Regions from separate parts of the Mus musculus genome. Here all the other regions are linked to region 3. Evidence: chromatin loops called from intact Hi-C (ENCODE). Cell type or tissue: left cerebral cortex. All regions are shown on one strand.

Region 1 (8,000 bases), 110 kb before region 3:
CAAGACAGAAAAATTATAGAATAGAAAGTGCTGTAGAGGGATGGAGAGATGGCTCAGTGGTTAAGAGCACTGACTGCTCTTCCAGAGGTCCTGAGTTCAATTTTCAGCAACCACATGGTGGCTCACAACCATCTGTAATGATATCTGATGCTTTCTTCTGAGGTGTCTGAAGACAGCTATAGTATACTTACATAAATAAATAAATAAATAAATAAATAAATCTTTTTTTTAAAAAAAAGAAGTGCTGTAGAGTGACTATAGCATGCGGAAGCGTTCACAAAATATCTAAGTTTAAACGTCAAGATATGAAAATACATACAATAGAAGCTAGACCAAACAAAGACAAAGGCAGACTACTGAGAAAAAGCAGGGAAAGAGTCACAAACTTCACAGTGTTTATCTCTACAGGAGTAGAGTGGTTTTCCTGTTCTTTATCCCTTTCAACAGCTTTAGATTCTCTAGCATGGGATTGCGCCATATTTGTTTGTGTTGTTTTTCAAGACAGAGTTTCTCAGTGTAGCCCTGACTGTCCTAGAACTCACTCTGTAGACCAGGCTGGACCAAACTCCCAGAGACCAGCCTGCCTCTGCCTCACCAGTGCTCACATCAAAGGCGTGGGCCACCAACATGCCTAAGGACTATCTCACTTATTAAACAAAATAAAAACCTTAAAATACATCAAACTACAGACAATGCAGTTAATGAAAGACCCCATAGAGATGTGATTTAGACCGAAAAGGATTCCCTACCCAGACGGAAGCGCGAGAGAAGAACATGAGGATCAGTATGATGATGAAGTACCAAAGCAGGAAACTTCCTATTGTCCCGCAAGAGTCATCCTTCCGGCACTCGGCATCCTGACTGGGCATGGTGAAACCGAGAGGTATGGGAGGGGGATCCACCTCCCAAAATAAAGACAAAAGGTGTCCCATGATAGCTTCTTGCTTAGAAAATAAACATGCTCAAAGGGATGAAGGTGACCGGGAACGATTTCCCTCCGTGACCTAGGACAACTTCCCTGGCAACCAATTATGACATAGACTTAAGCTACTGTTGCAGGTACTGATACATGTTCTTAGATGCCTTAGATGGGCAGATCTATCTAGAGGACCTCTAAGAGAGTTGATGGTATTTCTCAATATACTTCCTTCTGCGACCGAGGTTGAAATGTCCTTATCCTTTACTGCCATCTCTTTAAGTGTTCAAGGTCTTGGTTTTCACCAGTCTCTCTCTCTTTTTCAATGTGTACCACACCATTGTAAATTAACACACACAGTTCTAGTGCCTTCCAGACCACACTGAGTGTTCCCTAAACTTTAATGTTGACACCTTCAGTCCCATCTTGTATTTGGAGATAAGGCCAGAAAAGAGTATTGAAGAGAGAGAGCAGTAGGTAAAGGCGTATGATGCCAAGGCATGCGGCCTGCATTCGATCCTTGGGGCCCACGAGGTGGAAGCAGAATATTGACTCCACACCCTCAGTATGGCACATGTGCACTCACATGTAGGCACAACCACACACAAAATAAATGTCTCTTTAGAAAATTCCTCAAGAGCTCAAAGATGGTTCAATCAGGCCATGAGGATGGAGCCTTAATCTTACTGTAGTCTCAAGGAAGATGAAAGGACACCAAGAATTCACCAACCCAGGGGAAAGGCCACCAGAGAGAATAAGATGAAGCCACATAGACAAGCCAACACCACCTGTCTCAGAAGAAACCAGCCCTCCTCACATTCTGGTCTTAGATTCCATCTTCCCAAACCCTGTGTGGGAACAAAGTCTGGTGTTTTGGGGTTTTTTTTAAAGTACTGCCTAACTTTTTCTTTTGAAGGAGGCACTGGTGTTCTGGGATATTTGGTTATGATAACTCTAATAATACATAATGGTAACTATCAACTTCAGTGTGGCAAGTGTTTTTTAAGCCCCGGAAGAAATACACATTAGTTTATGGGTTACATTAAGAGAAAGAGATAGAGCCGGGCGTGGTAGCGCACGCCTTTGATCCCAGCACTCGGGAGGCAGAGGCAGGAGGATTTCTGTGTTCGAGGCCAACCTGGTCTAAAAGTGAGTTCCAGGACAGCCTGGGCTATACAGAGAAACTCTGCCTCGAAAAAAAACAAAAAAAGAGCAAGAGATAGAGAGGGAGGGAGCGGGAGAGAGAGGGAGAGGGAGAGGGAGGGAGAGACAGAAAGACAGAGAGACAGAGAGACAGAGAGAAACCACACCAAGGGCTGGTGAGATGGCTCAGCAAGTAGGAGCACTGACTACTCTTCTGAGGGTCCTAAGTTCAAATCCCAGCAACTGCATGGTGGCTCACAACCACCTATACTGAGATCCGACGTCCTCTCCTGGTGTGTCAGAAGACAGCTACATTGTACTTATGTACAATAATAAATAAATCTTTGGGCCTTTTTAGATAGACTTACATGTGGAGAAATGAGCTGTCATTTTGGATTTGACTGTATACTGACAGAATTGAACCTGTTCTCTTGGAACAATTGTCAAGTTAGTTCATCTCCAAATCTATGTCCAGATCCAAACATTGTACTAAGACAATATAAACATGATTTTAAAAAAAACCTAAAAACCTATTAGCTCTTTAAGAGCATACACTATGCACTACCACAATGAAACTTCATTTTCTTCTGTTTAATCTTGATATTTAGTTACTATCTTGAGACAATGTCATTATGGCTAGCTTTGGAACTCCAGAGGCACTTGCCCCCGCCTCTCGATTGCTGGGATTAAAGGCATGTATGTACCAAGGCCTGGCTGGCACACTTCTCCAGGCACTGGCTACGCTGGCCACTAGTTGGGCCAGTGCTGCCACTCCCAAGAAAGCTCTTCCAGAGTTGGACTTGCTTCCCTGTCCTCACCTGCAGGACACAGGCAAAGCTCTTTAGAACAATAGCCAGGAAGCCAAGCCCCCATCCCTGCCTCGTACTCCACACATGGCGTATTGTCAGAACTTGCACTAGCTACTAAGGAAAACCACTCACCTCCCTGGTGACTCTTTTCTCAGTTCTTTCAAAGAACATTCAGGGCAAAGGTGGGGTTTTGTTTGTTTGTTTGTTTTTAACCCCAAAACCACCACTAACTTCAATAGAACGTTCCAGTTTTTCTTCCTAATGCTGCATCCTCATAAGGTGGATATTTGAGAATTTACATTGGGTCAAACCAATTGAGGGAGAAAACACTTCAAAAGAGGAAAAATGCTTTGTCATTGCTGAGTGTGTCTAACACATCAGGCATGCTTGTATCCTACCAATTAGCCGTAGGGGGCCCTAGATAAAGCTACAATTAGTAATATCCAAACTTCAGCTTGCTACAATCATTACTTTTTACTAAGTGTTCAGAATCTGGTCTGAATTTTGCAGCTCAGCCTTTTCCTGCAGCTAAGTAGGAGGCACAAATCCGAGGGCGTTCCCCTGGCAACGATCGCGGCTCGGGTCCTTCTGCCCCACCCCTCTCCCTCTCGCGAGAAGAGAGGGCCCGGTTCTTCCGGTAACTGTAGCCCGGCTTGCCCGCCGCCGCCGCCTTAGTCTTGCCTCTGCGCATGTGCAGTAGGGAGTGGCGCGAGTCCACGGCTTCCTGCTGAAGAACATGGTGCGTTTGGGGGGGTTGTCTTGTGCTTCCTGGACATGGAGTCCGTGCTGTTCCCTCAGAGTTCCAAACCTAAAGTTGTGCCTGAGGTTCAGCCAGGGGATGATGTAGCTAGGAATCTTGCCACTTGTAGTGCAAGGGAAGAAAGACACATGAAGGATAATTATAAAGCTCGTACTGAGGTAGCCAGGGAGGGAAGCTCTCCGAGGAGAGTTTTGGCGCGGGGCAGGAAGGCGGGAAGGATGCTAATGTGCTCTAGAATATGACTCCCGGGAGCTGCCCTCTCAGTGATTGCAGAGCTGAGCCTAGCGAGACAAAGGAGATGACAGTTTTAGTAACCCAAACTGAACGCACGTGTTCCCGTTCCCGTCTCTCTCTTGACTCTTCACGTGAATAGTACCCGTCCACCCCGTGAGAAAAGCTTTACAATTTCATCACCAAAAGGAGATGCTAAGCCTGTATCACTCCATGGTCAAGGTTAGGGTCTGACACAGTAATGACAAAAGTTGATATCTGGTGTCTCTTCATCTAGATGTAGTAACTCGAAGCAGAGACAAAAGAACTCTTTGCGAACTTAATAACAAACCATTACATTATGTAGCAAAACATTTTAATTTATTGGAACCATTAGCTTCTCTGAAATAACCAGCAAGTTCCCTGCTGATTTTTCTGTGGTACCTAAGAAGATATTTCAGGGTTGTGTATACTAATATTAAAGTTTCATATACTAATATTAAAGGGGAAAGTTGGGGAGAAATTTTAAAGAAGAGAAAAGTTGGGGGGGGGAGCAGTTACTTTACAACAGACATTTTTGATTTCTTAAGAGTAGTTTCTTTTCATTTCAGGCTGTTTTGTTTTTTTGTTTTTTGTTTTGCCTTTGAATAGATGCAAGGAGACGTAAGCCCCAATCCTTCCCTTATTGACAGAACCATCAAGATGAGAAAAGAAACAGAAACTAGGAAAGTGGTTTTAGCTTGGGGACTCCTAAATGTATCCATGGCTGGAATGATATATACTGAAATGTAAGTTAATCAGCCCATAAGTGAAAATTTTAACTATTGTTGGCTGGCACTGTGGCTTTTTATATTTGTTTTGGTTTTAAGTGTTTGGTTGGTTTGTGGTGGGCGTGTTATTTATTTATTTAAATAACTGGAAAGCCTTTCTAATCTTTTCAGGACTGGAAAGTTAATCAGTACATATTATAATGTGACATACTGGCCCCTCTGGTATATCGGTAAGTAATTTCCACTATAATTTAGATTTACTACATATGAAAACTTGCTTGTAAATTTAATTCAGCTTAGTATTCATTCTTTTATTCAGACAAATGAGTTCTTACTCAGTTTCCCAAAGTCATGAGTCTAGTGAAGGAACGAGGTAACCCCTTTTATGGAAAGAACATTCTAGTAGGAGGCTGAGTCAGAAGGATTACTTCAAGTCTGAGGCCAGCCTGGGATAAATTGCAGAACCCTGTCTCAAAAACAAACAACAACAAAAACACACCAAAATAGAAGCCAGGTATGGCAGAATATCTAGTCCCGGTACTTGGGAGGGAGAAGGAATCAGACATGGAGGCCAGCCTGGCACCTGAGACCACCTCTCTAAGGTCAAAGCTATAAACAATACCGAGTTGGGAAGTTAGGAGTCCTACCACGAAAAATAAAGCATGGGAGGGGGGTAAGGTTCACCTTTGCCACACCTGAAAACCCTCTGCTTCAGGATTACATCAGAGTCATCCTTGGGATATAAAGAGCCCTGGAGAGCCTGGAAGTGGTAGCACACACCTTTAATCACAGCGTTCAGGAGGCAGAGGCAGATAGATCTCTGAGTTTAAAGTCAGCCTGGTCTATACAGAGAAAGCCTGTCTTGGGGTGAAGGGGTTTCTATCATCCAGGAATAGAGAGATGACTCAGAGGTTAAGAGCACTATGACTTTTGCACAGTACCAGGTTTGGTTCCTGGTACCCCCAAGGTGACTCAATCAACTCCAGTTCTAGGAGGTCCAATACATGTCATCAAAACACTCATACACATAAAAATAACTTTGAGTTTGTTTCTAGTCTTATTAGAGTGGGTGTGGCAGATGGAAAAGGAAGGGAGTTGGGATCTTTAGGTGTAAGAATCATGGCTCGCTAGTAAGCTAGGGGCTCTCTAACACTCACTTGGTGACTAAAATGAAAGTAAGAATTGTGTTGTGCAGTTATAAGAATTAGTAATAGTTGAAAACTCACCAGTAAATCCTCTGCATCTGCCACTCTAATTAAGTGGTATCTGGTTTGAGGAAGAAGAAAATAGTTTTTAATTTTTGATGTTAATTTGCTAAACTACGAAGCAATTTTTATTCCCCAACCAAAATGAAACTGGGACCATTTTGCTTTTAAAATAATAAATTGGGGACTGGTGAGATGGCTCAGTGAGTAAGAGCACCGACTGCTCTTCTGAAGGTCCTGAGTTCAGATCCCAGCAACCACATGGTGGCTCATAACCATCTGTAACAAGATCTGACACCCTCTTCTGGAGTGTCTGGGGACAGCTACAGTGTACTTACATATAATAAATAAATAAATCTATTATAATAATAATAATAATAAATTGGAGCTGGAGAGGTGACTTACCCATTATGGCACTTGGTACCGGACATTGTGACCTGAGTTTGATCCCCAAAACTGACATGGTGAAAAAAGAGAACCAACAAGTTGTCCTCTGACCTCCACATGCCCCCAAATAAGTGAGGAGAATATCTTAATAATAAAGTTACCGGTTTCTTCTAGAACTCGCACTTGCATCGCTCTTCAGTCTTAATGCCTTGTTTGATTTTTGGAGATACTTCAAATATACCGTAGCACCAACAAGTCTGGTAGTTAGCCCCGGACAGCAAGCACTGTTAGGGTTGAAACAGGCTGGTAAGTATTGTGGGGGAGGGGAGCTGGGGGGAGCAGGGGGTAGTCCTTTATCTATTTTCCCTTTTTATAGACTGAGCTAGAAGGCCATCTATTACATAAAGCCAGTTTATAGGAAATTCTGATACAATTATCATTGTTATTTCTGTGAATTGAGTGGAACATCAAATAACATTGTGCAAATATATTTTACTCTTTTAAACATTGTAGAAGTAGTAAACAGCCAGTTAGTTCTAATTGTATAATAATGCTTCCTGTGATTTTATAGCCAGAACCTGCAGTTTTTTTTCTCCTTGGGAGGCAGGGGGGGATTGAGTTCCTTAATTTTGTTTTTAATTTTATATTTTTAAAACTTGCCTATGTTCTAAATTTTAATTTTTTTATTTATTTGGTGTCTCTTTAGCCTTGGCTGTCCTGGAACTCAATATATATATATACCAGGCTGGCCTGGCCTCAGATGCACCTGCCTCTACCTTCTGAGTGTTTGGATTAAAAGCTTGTGCCACTGTGCTGAGCCCTTAAATCTGCTCTCATAATTTTATTTATACTCAAGAGACTGAGGCAGGAAGAGTTTAAGGTCAAGGCTAGCCTGAGTTACATAACATAACCTAATTTTTAAATTTTTGTTTCAATTTAAATATATATTGATAGCCTTTGATCCCAGCACTTGGGAGGCAGAGACAGGAAGAGTTTGAAGTCAGCCTGAACTACAGAGTGAGTTCCAGGACAGTAAGGGCTACACAGAGAAACCCAGTCTACAAAAACAAGAAAGCAAATAAATACTATGTAATAATTTATTTTCTTTCCCTTCTAGTTGTGCAGACTACACCTCCCCGTGATTTGGCAGCAACCCAAATCTCTCCATCTCCACCTTCCCCTTCGATTCAAGGTCAAAGTGTGTTAAGTTATAGCCCATCTCGTTCACCCAGTACCAGTCCCAAGTTTGCCACCAGCTGTATGACTGGGTATAGCCCTCAACTGCAAGGCCTGTCGTCAGGAGGCCTTGGCTCTTACAGCCCTGGTGTGACTTACTCGCCTGTCAGTGGCTACAATAAGGTAATGACTCTTTCTGTTTGCCTGGTATTGCTACTCCAGAATTGGGAATTGCACTAAGATCGTCCAGACTTTGCATTTAGTTGGTGAGGAAACTGAAGGACAGTTGATTGTCTAAATCATCCATGAAGAGCCAGAAAAGAAAGCAAGTTTCCTGTCCCTCAGTCAGGAGTTCTTTAACCATGAACATTTTGGGGAGTAGTAAAGCATAGTGGTCACCAGCTGGTTTCAGCAGGCTTGAAGGGTAATATGAGTCTTCGAAGCATGTTTTCCCTTTTCAAGCTGTCTGTGTGAAGGCTTCACTTTCTCTTGTAGAATTTTAACCCTTCTGTCATGCACATGCTCTGAGCTCACACCTGGGATCCTCATGTGGCTTGCTTCTGCAGTGTGGACACTTGCTGTGTCATGGGTAGAAATCCTTTTCCTTAGTGACATCAGCGCTGG
Region 2 (8,000 bases), 490 kb before region 3:
TTCTTTCATTATTTCTGTTTTTTGTTTGTTTGTTTGTTTTGAGATATGCTTTCTCTGTATAGCCCTGGCTACCTGGAAGTCATTCTTTAGACCAGGCTGGCCTTGAACTCACAGAGATCCACCTGCCTCTGCCTCCTGAGTGCTTGGATTAAAAGCATGCACTAGCATGTCTAGCTTGCTTTTAATTTTTGTGGGTTTTTTGCGGGTTTCTTGTTTTTTGGTTTTTGTTTTTAATTCTTTTCTTGGAGACAGAAGGAAAGAAAATAGAAAGTTGGATGTGTGGGATCAGGGAAGAATTAGGGGAGGAAAATCACTTTCAAATATATTTTTTGTATGAAAATGTTTTATTTTTAATTTGGTTTTTAAAGACAGTTTTTTTGTTTTGTTTTTTTCCTGTGTAGCCTTGGTTGTCCTGGAACTCACACTGTAGACCAGGATAGCCACATACTCAGAGATATGCTCCCCAAGTGCTGGGATTAAAGGTGTACACTACGACTGCTTGGCTTGTGTGAAAATGTTTTATTGAAACATTTTTTCAATAAAAAATAAGAAAAAATCCATATAAGATATGGCTTCCAAACACGTCCTATATCATCACTTATATGCTAATAAAAGAAACACAGCTATGCAAAACTAAAGTTTTCCACTGACAATAATCTCAAGAGAGAAGGAAAATGTATTTAAAGATCTGTGATTTTTGTTTTTATGTTTTGTTTTGGTTTTTATATGTAGGAGTGCTCTGTCTGCATGTACATCTGCATGTCAGAAGAGGGCATCAGACCCCATTATAGATGGTTCCCAACCACCATGTGGTTGCTGGGAATTGAACTCAGGACCTCTGGAAAAGCGCTCTTAACCGCTGAATCTCTCCAGCCCTAAGGGTCTGTATTTTTTAAGATATAGAAAAATAAAAGTGTGAGGTAAGGACCAGAGGAACGAATGCTATGAGGATACAAATAAAAAGGAGGTCTTTTTAAAGCTGGGGAGATGACTCAATAACTTGCTCACTGCGCACACTTGAGGACCTACGTTTGATCTCCAGCATCCATGTTAAAAAGCCAGGTGGTGCGGTGCAAACCCTTTCTGCCAGCACCGGGAGAGAGAATGATTCTTGGAGATTCTGGGCCGGACAGTCTCGAAAACCCCAGCGTCAGTGAGAAGCCCTATCTCAAAAAAAAAAAAAAAAAAAAAAAAAAAGCTGGAGAGTATATGAGGAAGACGCCCAAAACATGTATGTGGCCTCTACACTTGCATACACATATGTGCATGTGTGATAGATGCATGCACTCATGGGAACAAATACTTATTTTAGCAAATATTAAAAGGTTTTATTTGAAACTATTCATAGGAGATTTTTATTTCCTACTGAGAAGACAGGATTTTGGAATTGGCTACAAGGTTTGCAGTGTGTTAAGCTCTCAAACCCTACCCTCCATCTTTTTTTTAACCAACAACCCCAACTTTCTAGTTATTGTCCTTTCTTCTTCCTTGGGGTCTCTGAGGCTATAGATGACTTTTAGGTGCCACTCACCTGCAGCCCTAGACCAACCAAGTATATACTTTTTTGGTTAAGGTTTTCTACCGACAATGATTTCAACATCGAAGGGAAGTATTCTGAAATCTATGCTTTAAGGAAACAGAAAAAAATGTATCCTAACCTCATCTTTGCTCCAGCCTCCCAGAGAGAGACAAAGAAACATGGTAAGGTCTCCTGTATCTTTTGTGGTAGGTTCAGGCACTAATTTTCCTAGAAGGAAGTTAAGATGGTGCTAGACTATTTTAATACTCAAATTTCAAGAAGGTTCAAGAAGTATAGGGTTTCCTGCCCTGTATCATCTAACACTTTGATAGTTTTTGCCATAATGATAGATTCTCAAGGCTAAAAGCAAACAAACAAACAAACACCCCTCAAACTAAATTTGCTATAATCTACCGTAATTGCTGACAACATGATTTTGATATTTAGGTACATATAGGTTGAAATGTTTATCTGTGCATAACCTTCATATTTTGTGGGAAATTGCTTTAAAGGGCCAAAGCTTAAGTGTGTACATTGTAAGCTAAATGCAGTGGCTCATGCCTTTAATCCCAGCCCTTGAGAGGCAGAGGCAGGCAGATCTCAGGAGTTTGAGACCATCCTGGTTTACATAGTGTCTTGAAACATCACCACCATAAAAAGTATGTGAGTCTCAGAGGCCCACAAGTCTCTCTGGGATGACGTGAGACGGGGGTAAGGGAGAGCTGGGACCAGGACATGTAGAAGGTCTAGTGTGTGTCTCATTTGATAACACCCATGGGGGCCTCTGCATTAGACTCTTACTAAACACCAAAGGACCAACAGGCTAGACCAAGAAAGGCCTCGTATATTATATAAACATGGGCTTAGATTTTCTACATTATGTAGTTGGCCTCACTGAAGGGTTCCAGGGTGTCAAATGCACAACTGTAGTTTAGACACACACTGATGGGTCTTTACACTGCACAGCCATCGCTTTAGCATAAGGCAGTCATTTCCTAGCGGTATAGGTTATATCTACCCTTCCACTGGCTCCTTTCCTTTTCTCTGTTCCTCCTATTGCTACCCCTTCCATCCTATCCCTACCTATGCTTCTCCTTGATTCCCCATATACAACTAAGACCAATCTAAAGAGAGGGAAAAAAAAAACCAATCAAACCAAAAAAACCCCTAGATCAATGTGGGAAACAGCTGAGGCAGCAGAGCGATCCATCTCGCTTAAAAGAGCTCAGTCTCACCTCAGCCCCAGTTTATTCACTCTTCCACATGTTCCTCTCACATTACCTGTTTTGAGCAATCGCCAGGCTTCATGTCCCTGTCCTTACCTAACTCTTAATGGCTATAGTCCAAGGGAGAAGAGGGCCTCTTCTCCAAAGCTTGTTTCATTTTCAGCCAAAGATTGTAGAAGAGGAAACATCTATTTCTTTCATGAGAAATTTCACATGATGAATATTGGTCGGACTTTATATAAGTCAAATGAGGTAGCTAGAATCATTAGTATAGTATTTACATTTTAAAATTAGGTTTACTCATTTTATTTTATGTATGAGTGGTTTGCTTGTGTGTATATCCGCTTACCACTTACGGCGCCCACAGAGATCAGAGGAGAGGGCATCGGATCACCTGGAACTAGAGTTACTGATGGTTTGTCAGCCACCACGTGAGTGCTGGGAATTGAACTCAGGTCCTCTGCAAGAGCAATAAATTCTCTTAATTACTGGGCCATCTCTCCAGTCCCTAGCATAGTATTTTTAATCGGGATGGAGTAACATTTTAAGTGGCACCATTACTAAGGTTTGGGCACATTATTCAGCGGAATCTATATATGATGGGAATTTTTTCTTTTTCTTTTTGTTTTTTCAAGACAAGGTTTCTCTGTATAGCCCTGGCTGTTCTGGAATTTGCTGTGTAGACCAGGCTGGTCTTGAACTCAGAGATCTGCCTTCTGGGATTAAAAGCGTGTGTGCTATCATGCCCAGTTTGAAATTTTTCTTAAGGGTATGTAGCATAATCTAGGTAGGACCTTTTCTAAGCCCTGTCAGGATGAGATAGATCTTCATGTATAAAGTAATATGTCAGCCTTCAGCTCTAGTGTCATTTATGGCGACTACATATGCCCTCTCCAAATATGAGTGCTTTACTTTTGTACCTAAAATGAACAGACAGTTATGGTGCATTTCCTCAACAATAACAAAGCTGCCAGGGTGTTTTACTAGTGGTGCCATTTCTAAGCTAACATCTCTGTCCCCCAAATGATGCCCTATCATTTGTGTGTGTGTGTGTGTGTGTGTGTGTGTGTGTGAGAGAGAGAGAGAGAGAGAGAGAGAGAGAGGGAGAGAGAGAGAGAGAGAGAGAGAGAGAGATCTGAGTAGAAGTTGTCAAGTTTGGTTAGAAGGTTGCCCAAGAGGCAAACCACGCCCTCAACGGAGGAAGGACTGTCATTAAGATCTTAAAGTAGTCAACGCCCTAAGAACAGGTGAAGCTGGAAAGACCTTCTAGAAATGTGATGTCTTCGATGCCCAAGGCATTAAAAGCGTGTTTTTCATACTCTGAGACGAGGACAAAAAAAAAAAAAAAAAAAGAGAAAACATTTGGAAAAGCACTGAGACACATGAGTATCCCTTAAATTACTTGAGTGTTATGCAGATTGAATCATTTGAAAATGGTGAAAGCCAAGAAAACTACACTGGTTTGGGTGAAGAAGGAATCATAAGAAGTTGGGAATGGCAGTCCCCAAATCTACCCTCTTGGAAAGTTAAATTAAGACCAGCTTTTCGGTCTCCTCAAATGGATCACATCACGCCTTCCTTTTAGTACGCTTCTAGTGCTCTCAGAGTCGCACATTCAACGTGTCCTATGCTTTGTCGTAGTTTCCATGAAGTCAGAGAGTGAAACACCAACTTCGCAAGTATTTTGGGAACCCCTGACATTTTCAAAGCTCCTAGAAGAGAAGCCTACAAGAAGTGTGCCAGGGGAGAGCTTCTTTCGCCATGGAAGGGCCCAGCAGTGGATTGTCAAAGATGCGGCTGTCATTTGGTGAAGACAAAGACTTAAAGCCCCACTCCTCACTCTCCAAGAACTGAGGGGGCCTGGAGAAGTCACTAACCAAATAAAGTTCCCTGTTTGTTGTCTCAGACCTGGCTTGCAGAGTTTGTGAAGCGGGGCGTGGTGAGCCTCCGGGCAGATTCTGGCCACGCCCCCGTGCGGCAGTGGGCGGAGCAGGGGGCGTGCCTGCGTCCCTAGGGGGCAAGGGCGGCCGCGGAGGCCCGAGGGGGGCGGGCCTTGGCCCCGAGTGACGGCCCGCCGGCCCAACCGGTGCGAGAACCCAGGGCCTGCCTTCCTGCAGCGTCTTCCGCTCGCCGGCTGCGGCGCCTGGGACGGTTGCGGTGGGTCTGGGCGCTGGGAAGCCGTCCAAGATGATTAAAAAATTCGACAAGAAGGACGAGGAGTCTGGTACGCGCGGCGCTCCGGACGCCCACTCTCAGGCGCAAGGGTTTCCCCCCTTCCCTCGCCCGCAGCCACCTGCTCTGGGGGGCGGCCGCAGCGGCGGGGTCTGCCCGAAGCCCCTCCCCCGGCGCCGGGGCCTCCCCTCGGGCCGCGCGCTCCTGGCCGGGAGTCGCCTCGAGCGCTCGGCGGCTCCGCCCCGGCGCGTCCCCGCCCCCCGCGCCCGCCCCCCGATCGAGCCCCTCCGAGCCGGCCCTCCGTGGGGCCCTGTCGGGGGGCGAGGAGGTGCGCGCGCAAGTCTCGGTACCCTGGGGTTGCTGGTGGGGTTAGGCCCCAGGGCGAGCACCCCCTGTTTTGGGAGCTGGGGTCGACCGGGCCAGGGTTGCGTGTTTATGGACTCTGAAGGGCCTTGATTCTCCTGTTCCCAGGGGTTAAGACTGCCCGGTGGGACACAGCTCATTGAATGCTCAGGCATCCAGAAGTGACTTGCGTGTTGATACCTGTCTGTGGTGCAGTGCAAGTGGGGAAGATGCCAAGCCTCTTCAAAAAAAAAAAAAAAAATCTTCAGCTCTTCAGTGGTAGCTGCTCTCACAAGTGTGGTGGAAGGTTGGGTTAGTGGACCTTCATGGCCTCATCCTGCATGGCCTTTACATCTGTGACTCTCTGCGAAACTGTTCCTTTCTGCTTCAGTAAATGTGTGAAACACATAAAATAGGGCTTGCTTTTAGGGAAATCCATAGTGTCCTGTCATCTCATTACTCTTGGTGGTGGTGGAAACCGACACATTTGTTAACATCCATGGGATGGGGGAGGGGGAAGCAGGGAATGAAGGCACTCATTTTGGATAGGGTTCCTATATCAGGAGAAGTCCAAGATATCTCAGTATGGCAATGACAGAATTTGAACCAGAATCAAAATTACTTCATCCAACTTCTTTGCATATTAGTAATAGTTGTCCTTGTGACTTCCAAGGGATCATTCTGTTTAGGTGAGATTTCCAAGCATGCAATATCCTCCTTTAGAAAAGTCTTTGTAGTCCAGCTATTGAAGACCTTCTCTTTTTCTTATACTATAGGTAGTGGTTCCAATCCTTTCCAGCATTTGGAGAAGAGTGCTGTCTTGCAGGAGGTATGGCTTGGATGTGTACAGTGCCTTATCAATTCTGTTTGAGAATAATGGGCAAAGAACCTAGGAAGTACAAAAGTCAGGACAGCCAAAAAAACAGTGAAGGACCGTAGACCCACCTGACAGTCTGAATATCGGTCTTCCCCCACATTTGATCAAAACTAGAAATCCCTTTTTTATTTCTATATTAAAAGTGACAACGGAGTGTAGCAGTGCAGAGATTGTGGAGTAGAGGACAAGGGAGAGGCTGGGACTATAGAAACGTACAGACATATAGACTCTGTCGTGTGCTGGGGGATTTTAATGACATGTCAGGAGTGGTAAGTGCAAGGTTATTAGAAGAGCTTACAGATATTAAACTCGAGGCATTCATATGTAGACAGAGACTCTGGTCAAGTCTTTAAAGTTGAAGTTGTCAACCTAAAGGAATAAAATATAGCCAGGAAAGCAGATAATGTCTGGTAATTTATTGTACGTCATACTACCTTGAGAGCATAGACAACCTGCATTACTTGGATATTGTACTAACATATTGTTAATGCTACTAAAGATGATTTGATATCCTCTGTGATAGAACATACACAATATACAGCATACTGTTTTGCATATTTCTGTAGGCACGCATATTCAACGAAACGCCCATCAATCCAAGAAGATGCTTGCATATCTTGACAAAGATTCTTTACTTACTCAACCAGGTAAACTATTCTGATTTCCTTCGATTTGTGTATTAAGATAGAAATATATAACCTACAGTGAAGAACTTACTGAAAAGCAGAATTGTTTAAAAAAGAAAATCATGTAATTTGAAAATCCACAGTGTGTGATTAGAACAATAATGTGTGAAAGTTCTTTAATACAAGGACTGAGCCTATATTCCTTGTTTAAATTCATGAGGTATTAGACCAACTAAACATGTACATTTCAATAGATATGTTGATTTGAATTCAACAAATACTACTTAGAACATACTTGTTACATGTATTTATTTTTAGTATTTTTTAAAAAGATTTATTTATTTATTTTATGTGTATGCATGTTTTACCTGCATGTATGTATGTGCACACCATGTGTGTGCTCTTGGTTCACAGAGGTCAGAAGAGGGCATCAGGTCACCTGAGACTAGAGTTACTTGGAACCACTCTGTGGGTTCTGGGAATCAAACCTGGGTCCTCTGTAGAGTAACAAGTGTTTGTAACTGCTGTGCCAACAGCAGCTTGCATGTATTTTGAGATCCTTTGAAAATACAATGTAAAGTTAGAATATATTTCAAGATTTTTTTTTGCTTATTTATTTGGCATGATAGTGAAATGTTGAAATTTTTGTCTTAATGTTCAGGTTTTATATTAGTATCAGTTATTACACTAATACTGTCAATATGATTCTAGACAAGTAATTTAACCATTATGTGCCTCATGATGTAAATGAGGTTATAATACCAATGTTTTAAGCTTTATAGTTAAGTGAAATACTAGCTATAAACAGTTATCATAGTGCTAGGCATATTTGTATTCAGAAATACTTTCCATTGTAACTCAGTGAGTTTTACTGCATACCTGTTGTGTCTTATGAACTGTTCTAGGTACTAGAGTTATAACAGACAAAACCAAAAACATATATTTAAAAAATTCTGTGTTCTATTATTGCTATTAATTTTCCTATTTGCTTTTGCCTCAAACTGTAAATACAATCTCAAAAACATTTAGAACCTTAGAAAATAGAATTTTATTTCATAGACAATATATGTATCTCTATAGGTATTTATATATATACCTTTATATATATTGTGTATCTGGATTATTTATATGTAATGCTAAATGTGTTATACTTTCCAACTTAAATTCTAAGAAAGCATTTAGCTTTTTTACCTTTGCTTATTAACTTTGTGTGTGCTTACATCAGTGTATGTGGCAGT
Region 3 (8,000 bases):
GTCTGTATTATCAGAAGAGGGCATTGGATCCCATAGGGTTATGTTATGAGTTGATGTGTTGCTAGGAATTGAACCCAGGATCTCTGGAAGAGCAGCCAGTGCTCTTAACTGCTGAGCCATCTCTCAAGTCCCCTATTTCTTTTTTAAGAGAGTGTGTGTGTATGTGTACGTGCATGTGCACACATCTCCTAGAGCTGGAGTTTCAGGCAGCTGTGCACCACTATGTGGGTGCTGGGAACTGAACTACAGACCTCTGCAAAAGCAGTGCTCACTAAGCCAGCTCTCCAGCTCACCAATACTAAGGATTCAAAAGGCTGAGCAAGCCGGGCAGTGGTGGCACACGCCTTTAATCCCAGCACTTGGGAGGTAGAGGCAGACGGATTTCTGAGTTCGAGGCCAGCCTGGTCTACAAAGTGAGTTCCAGGACAGCCAGGGCTACACAGAGAAACCCTGTCTCGGAAAAAAATAAAATAAAATAAAATAAAATAAAATAAATAAATAAATAAAACCACAATATTTTGGAGGCAGAGGCAGGCAGATTTCTGAGTTTGAGGCCAGCCTGGTCCACAGAGAGAGTTCCAGGACAACCAGGGATATACAGAGAAACCCTGTCTCAAAAAACCAAACAAACAACAAAAAAAAAAGAGCACTGGCTCTGCTTCTCCAGAGGACCAGGGTTCAACTCCCAGAATCCACATGGTGGCTCACAACACAATCAATAATTCCAGTTCCAGGGAATCTGATGCTCTCTTCTGATCTCTGAGAGCACCCAGTATACACATGGTACACAGATAGACACATACATGCAAGGAAAACACATGTATACATTTTTAAAAATAGAAAGTAAAAGTTTAGCCAGGCATAATGCGCATTCTTGTAACCCCAGCACTTGAGAAGCAGAAGCAGAAGGATTTCCACACATTCCCAGCCAGAATGGGCAACACAGTAACACTAACTCAAAAACAAGGGGCTTGTAGGTCAAGGTGGTACAAGGTTTTAATCCCAGTACTCGGGAGACAGAAGCAGGAAGATCTCTGTGAGTCTGAGGCCAGTCTGGTCATATAGTGAGTTCCAGTCAGCCAGGGCTACAGAGTGAGACCCAGTCTCACAAACAAATCTAAACTCTGGCCTGGGAGAACAGCTTCTGGGTAGCATGCTTGCCTATCATGTACAAAGCCTGGGTTCCATCTGCAGTTATTACAAAGATGAGGAGGGGGTTGGTATTCCAATAAAGGAACCAAGCAAAAGCCACCAGCAGGTTAACACTGTCATCAGACCATGAACTGACCCTACCTTTACAAAGGGCAATTTGACACTTTATCAAGATTTAAATAGTGAGTAGCCTTTGGCCTAGCAACTGAGCTTCTAGGAATTTACCTGCAAGATAAAGACCCTAAGTGTGAAATTCCTGACATATAGGGAAACTCAAGGCATCACTGTGGCAGGACCCTTATGGCATATCTAAACATACAACAGCTCTACCTGAGGCACAATGCACACCCCTTCTGGAAAAAACAGGCAAGAAATATATCATTAAGGAGAGAAGCCAATATTCATGAAGGCAGAAAGAAAACCTGCCTTCTCTATGTTTTGTTTTATTGCTTTTTGCGACAAGGTTTCATGTAGCCCAAGATGGCCTCCAACTCAAATGCAGCTATGATGTGGAGGAGACCAGGCCTTCCTGCCTCTTCTCCTCAGGCTTCGATCTCAGACACTACCATATGTGACTAACACATGTTCTTTTCTACCACTTGAACTTTACATTTATTTAAAACTTTTAAATTAAGATTTCACAATGATTTTTCACCCAGCTTACTGTTAAGTATGTCTTCCTCTTTGTCATTATCTGTGTTAGCAACAATGTTTAACTATTTTTTCCTACTAGCACATTTACTTAATTAAACTCACATATTAAATGTAATGCTACCTTGTACTCTGTCCCCCAAGTCCCTTGCTCTCTGCGCTCTATCTCTAAATGCATAATCTACAAAATGGCAGCTCCATTCCCTATATTTTCCCTAGGTATATAAAGACTTTTAATTGCTAACCTAAAAATGTTCTTAGCCTATGGGGTAAACATAGCATCACTGCTGTATCCTAGAAAATAGCAGAAAAGGGCCAGCAAGATGGCTTAGCAGGTAAATGAGCTTGCTGCCAAATCTAATGACCCAAGTTCTAGTCCTAGGACCATGCAATAGAATGAAGAAGAAACCTGACTCCCAAAAGTTGTCCTCTGACACCCACATACACACTGTGGCACATACATAGGGGATGAGTGCATATGCACACACACACAAAAAAAAAATTCTGTTTTTAAAGAAAAAAATATATTTTAGAAATAAAAAAAGATAGCAGAACAGCAAGGCAATATTCAAAATTTCAAAAACACTGTGCTGATACAATGCCTAATGTAGTAGTACGTGATACTTTTAAGGACTCAATATTATCTGTTTGTCCAGAGCCAGTGGGGCTATGCAGGACTGAAGTACAGCAATCAAGTCATTATACATGAATATCTTACATATAATGCCAATACATTAATTTAATCTTTTTAAAATTAAAAGAAAAAAATTTCAAGACAGGGTTTCTCTCTGTAGCCCTGGTTGTCCTAGAACTCACTTCATAGACTGGGCTAGCCTCAAACTCACAGAGATTCACCTGCCTCTGACTCCCAAGTGTTGGAATTAATGGTATGCACCACCACTTCTCCACCTAAAAAAAAAAATCTTAATTTTATGTGTTCAGATATTTTGCCTGCCTAGATGTCTGTACACCATCTATACGCCTGATCCCTGTGGAGGACAAAGGACAGCAGGTGCCCTGGAAGCAGAGTTGCAGATGGTTGGTTATAAGTCACTCTGTGGGTGCTGGGAATGAAAACCTGCTCTGAAAGAGCAGCTTCTTGATTTCTGAGCCCTCTCTACACTCCCTAGTCACTAATTGTTAATATATTACATTGTGGTACATGCATGCAGATATGGTTTATGTGTATATAACATATATATATATATATATATATATACACACACACATACACACACACACATAGAGTACGTCTTTCCCAACAATATTCCTACACAAATGCTATATATACCTTAGGAAAAATGAGTGATACAGGGAGAAGGGCTGTCAGAAAGGTGAAAGAAGGCTCTTATGGAAAAAAATACAACTGAGATCCAGGAAAGGTAAGTTAAATAAGAGGAGGAAGCACACGGGTTCCTCCAGGAGAGACGCCCGTGTGCAGTGACTTCCTGTGCTGAGGGAAGCAAAGCAGAGAACACAGAACAAAATGGAGGACAACCCAAGGCGAGAAGGCACTTGGTGTAGGGCCATCTAGGACACGATAAGGGTCTCAGCCTTACTGTGAGAGCAATGAAGCAGCAAGAAAGGTTAGGTACAGTGTCATGTGCCTGTATGCCACTACTCTAGAAGCTGACACAGAAGGGTGAAAGGTTCAAGGCCAGCCTGGACAAGGTTAGACCCTATGTTAAAAACAAAAAAGGTAAAAGAAAAAGGCTATAAGCAGAGATAATAAAAGATTTGTATTTTCAAAGATCAGTGATATATGAATGGGAGGCTCTAGCAGACGTAGGAAGTCTGCTTAGAAAGCTACTGCAGTGACCCTAAAGGACAGTGACAGAATTAGTTACAATGGAAACAAAATGAACAAGACTAGGTAGCTAACTATAACTGAAGTTGGTGGGGAGCTTAAGGAGACCCAGCTTTCAGATTCCCATAAGTAGATGGATAAAGGTCCTACCACCAAAGCCAGGCACAGGCCTTTAACCCCAGTGCACAGGAAGTAGAGCCTGGAAGATACCTTTGAGTTTGAAGCCACGCTGGTCTACATGCTATATAGTAAGATTTTTGTCTTTTACATTTTCTCAAAAGATACTATCCCTGAAAGACAATGAGGACACTCCAGGAACACCACCATATTATACTGCTTTGTTTCACAGGGACTGGACACAAGACAGAAATGTTAGAAAGAAGAAAAAAGGTTCTTCAAGTATGTGGAAGCCTTAGTAAAGAAGGGTGAATTGGAAAATAGGGATAGAAGTCAAAAGAGATGAAAAATTAATAACCAAACAAACAAAAACAAACACAAAATCAAAAAGAAAAAAAAAGAGGAAGAAAAGATAGGTCTCTAGCGTCAGCCATAAAACAGACCTACACATTCCTTCCTATTCCTCACTACCACTTAAAATAGTCTGAATTACTTCAAAATAGAGTAAAGAGCTATAATATGCAGTACCTAGGAGAACAAAGGATTAGTATGAAAGAATTTATTATTTATATCAACATATATTATTGAGCTATTGGGAATTTTCTAATTTTGAGAACGAGGGAAAGATGGAGACCGCCTGTGTGGGAAGAAGGAGCTGAATGCCAGCCTGGAAGAAAGGAAGCAGAACGAAGACTGACAACTCCACTTCTCCAATTTTCACAGTTTAAGCACGTTTTATCTTCACCTCTGGACAAATGGCTGTTCTTGTCCTCCTGTGCTAAGGGAATGCAGAAATAGCGCCATACTTCAGACCCTTATTTGAAATCATGGCTTACCCTGCCCTCATGTGGTAGCAGAGAGGAACTGCACCAGTATGTTGCAGGACCCTGAGAATGCCCACATGAAGTTCATGGTGTAATAATTAATCTATGACCAAAGACTTAAAAGATTGCAGGCAGAGAGCAAACTGGGAATAGTCCTTGCCAAGGGATTTATCTTCTAGGCTTAGTAATGCAGAAAACCTAGGGTTTTGTTGTTAACTGATGATAACAAAAAAAAATGTCTCCTTTTTTCTTGTTAAACATCACATATTTAGCAATTCCAGAATACCAGTCTGATACTGTTTATTCAAATCCAATTTATGGTATATTTGATTATTTACAAATGTCTCAATTTTATTTTAATGGCATGAACAAATGGGTTAATGAACATTTCTGGCACACATCAAAAACCATATCACAAATATTAGTAATTATCTCTCTGAATAAGTAAAATCCCCTTTGTTATCTTTAAATTAATCAACTGATTTTTTTTACCACCTAGAAGAACAAGTCACAATAGTAAACACAATTCAGAAACAATCAGGTTCTCAAAACATCTAAACAAATATACCACTGATACAATCAACTTAACACTAGTCACACATACACAAAAAAACATGGCGAAGGTCTAGTACATCATTCCTGACAATTCTCTTCACGGTGAAAAAAAAAAAAAAACACGACTGCCCAATAAAATGATTTAGCATTCTGTGCATGATTTAATTCTCTACCTTTTAACAGACTGAAAATTTGTAAACGTACGCTTTTTACAACTGTTTACACACATACCTACATGACTTTGTTTTGTTTTTTTTAAAACATGTGAACTCAAAGACCATGAAATTTTTAGCAGTAGGTATATTTTTCCAATTTTCAGTTTTGATACCGGGATCACATCCTTTCGTTTCTTTATATTCATGATCTTCATTTCCCCCTTTTAAAATCTAGTCACCATTACCCATTCTGTCTCTGTACATCCCCAAATATTACTGATTCAACCATTTCCCTTAATCTTTTTTATTTTCTTTCCCATATACTCCCTAGCCAACACACACACACATACATACATACACACACACACTTTCACATGCTCATTCCATTTCAAAATATCCAACTCTGACACAGTTGGTTGGCTTTTTTTTTTTCCTTTCAAACAAAATCACTTCTATATTGCTCTCCTCTCCTTAATTTGGCACTCCTTTTGAAATAATTTTCCACAGTTAAACACCAATGTCTTTCTTTCACAACATCCATCCGCGGAAGAGGAAAAGATTAAGAACCGGGCAAGCGAAACATTTGGGAATGTCAAAGAGACAGCGGCCTCTCGGTCGGGAGGAAAATACAACTCTCCTCCCCGAGCTGTCGACACAGCGAGACTTCTCTTCGGCGTGCTCCGGTTCCCCTCCTGACCTCAACGCCACCTTCCTGCTGCTCTGCTTCCCTGTCCTCCCTCGGCTGTGTGTCCGAGGGGCAGCAGAGCCCGGCGACCGCCACCTTCTCGCCGGCAGCGGCCCCACCACTCACCTGGCAGGTGCGGCCGTCCCGAGAGCTGCACGAATCGGTTGAGCTGTCCGGTGCCCCGACCCCCGCCGGCCGCGCCGGCCCCGCTAACCCCGCTGGCCCCGCCGGCCGCGCCTCCTCCCCGCCGGCGGTTCCGGTCCCAGCCCTGGGCAGCCGACATGGCCCGCTAACGATTGCCGCAGCCCGGTCCCGGCAAGCCCCTGCCCCGGCAGCGCGAGCCGAGCCTCCTTCCCGGGCTCCTCAAGAGACCCGGGAGACGGGGGCCGGGGTAGCGCCGGGCTCTCCAGCAACCAATGGCTGGCCGCCTTGGTGACAGTGGACCAATGGGCAGTCTCTTTCTTGGCAGGTGGAGGGAGGCGGGGAGAGACGTGGTAACCATAGCTATAGCTAAAAGAGATGGGGGGAGAAAAGGCGTAAGCAGACGCTCAGAGAGCGCATCGATTCCCGGAGCTCGCCCGCTTCTCCGGGATGCTGGGGGCTCAGACCAGATAGTCGAAGACCGAGCGGGGAGGCTACGCCAGAGGAGACTCCCAAGCAGGGTCGCTGCCTCAGCATGGTCGATACTCCGGAATTCTGTCCCATAAGCACTGCATTTAGAAACATCATAGGTACACAATGCATGTACTTGGTGTTGGTACATCTGTCTGCAGTTCTGCAAACTGAGCCCCGGTCTGCGGACTGTTGCCACACACAAAGGGCTCACGGGAGGTGGGGGCAGGGGGAGGAGTCAGATGAAATCTAAAAAACTCCTGGCTTTCATCATTTGTTTTGTCTCACGGTGGCACTGCCGGGACCCTTCCCCTGCAAAAGCCACGTCAAGAGCAAACAGCTTTAAACCCGATTAGCAAATACCGAAAACTGTTCGATATTAGAGTAATCATAGAAACACAAGTGAAAATTTCAATAAGAAAATCTTTCAGGCATCAGTGAAGATCTTTATTTAAACACGCGGCTTGTGTATGCCTGCCAAGAAAAAAACAATAGAAAAAGATACTCTCTTAGATGACACACGATCAAGTAAATGTTTTACTCACACACACACACACAAACAATCCACCTCAATTGTCTTACAATATACACAGTTAACGATAGAAAATGGAACGGACGATGTGATTTTAAAATGTAAATATCAGAAATTCCCATCGTTTCAAAATTAAACCGAAAATTTGGCTTTGAAGTTGGGGAGGCGCAGTGCACAGTGGGAAAATGCAGATACACATTGCTGTTTCCAAATAAGGAAAAAAAACATAAATTTCTCAAGGGAAACAAAACCTTTCAAGATCTAATCTGATGGACTGCTGACCCCCTTGATGTTTCACACATGAGAACCTCACATGTTGGATTTTTTTTTTTTTTAAGGAGTGGGGTGGAGAAGGAGAAAGTGCTGAGACCAGAAGTCTCCTTTGATCTCAGTGAGCAAATTTCATGTCGTCATGAAATTTTGGTTTTTTGTCTCCACACCCAGTTTCTGTAGGAAAAGAAGTATTTTTATCCATTATGCATTATGATACAGTTTATTGAAATGTTTGACATCTGATAAAAAGAAAACCCATGGAGCTGGGGATGAAGGTAGCTCAGTTGCTTAAAATACTTGTCTAGCACCAAAGGTACAGTCTCCTGCCACAGTATAAAACTCAGCATGGTGACACACTCTTGTAATCCCCAACCGAGGATGGTGGCAGAAAGATCAGGCATTCAAATCCAGCCCCACTCAGATAGATACATTACAAGTTCAAGGCCAACCTTAGCGGCATAAAATCCAGACTCAACAACAACAAAAACAAACAAACAAACAAACAAACCCAGGACCACCAAGAGCTAGAAGGATGTATGCAGAGCACTGGCTGGTCGTCCAGAGGACCTTGGTTCGATTCCTAGGACTTACAGAGCAGCTCTCAACCATCTGTAAGTCCAAATTCAGGATCAGACGC

Evidence for each region. Hi-C counts contacts between places; a loop is a spot of excess contacts. Peaks named below come from ENCODE experiments on the same cell type or tissue, not always from the same donor. Only the 100,000 strongest peaks of a DNase experiment are listed, where the experiment ranks them.
Region 1: a loop joins it to region 3, with 2.7 times the contacts of the local background. A loop is called at or near these places in 2 of 42 quality-filtered maps.
Region 2: it touches region 3 in a loop (2.9-fold over the local background); 4 of 42 quality-filtered maps call a loop at or near these places.

Annotation. Positions count from the first base shown.
Region 1 is chr6:30,505,292-30,513,291 of GRCm38, reverse strand. It overlaps Tmem209 (transmembrane protein 209), which reads left to right and starts at 3,509. Exons shown (of 15, transcript NM_178625.4): 1 at 3,509-3,607; 2 at 4,490-4,626; 3 at 4,780-4,838; 4 at 6,375-6,506; 5 at 7,318-7,559. The coding sequence starts at 3,605. Ssmem1 (serine-rich single-pass membrane protein 1) reads right to left here and starts at 1,006. Exons shown (of 3, transcript NM_029373.4): 1 at 750-1,006. The coding sequence starts at 932. In left cerebral cortex, no CTCF peak of the experiment used is centred here; a DNase peak (open chromatin) is centred at 3,509; H3K4me3 peaks cover 1,299 bases; H3K27ac peaks cover 1,555 bases.
Region 2 is chr6:30,893,630-30,901,629 of GRCm38, reverse strand. It overlaps Copg2 (coatomer protein complex, subunit gamma 2), which reads left to right and starts at 4,836. Exons shown (of 24, transcript NM_017478.3): 1 at 4,836-4,969; 2 at 6,036-6,088; 3 at 6,703-6,783. The coding sequence starts at 4,933. It overlaps Tsga13 (testis specific gene A13), which reads left to right. Exons shown (of 8, transcript NM_054073.2): 7 at 1,574-1,701; 8 at 4,387-4,649. The coding sequence ends at 4,556. It overlaps Gm38781 (a long non-coding RNA gene), which reads right to left. Exons shown (of 4, transcript XR_003956419.1): 4 at 7,841-8,000. In left cerebral cortex, CTCF peaks have their summits at 4,674 and 4,875; DNase peaks (open chromatin) are centred at 4,799 and 5,387; H3K4me3 peaks cover 1,709 bases; H3K27ac peaks cover 1,021 bases.
Region 3 is chr6:30,400,223-30,408,222 of GRCm38, reverse strand. Klhdc10 (kelch domain containing 10) reads right to left here and starts at 6,368. Exons shown (of 10, transcript NM_029742.3): 1 at 6,073-6,368. The coding sequence starts at 6,229. In left cerebral cortex, a CTCF peak has its summit at 4,585 (motif pointing left); DNase peaks (open chromatin) are centred at 4,559, 6,441, 7,239 and 7,653; H3K4me3 peaks cover 3,790 bases; H3K27ac peaks cover 3,269 bases.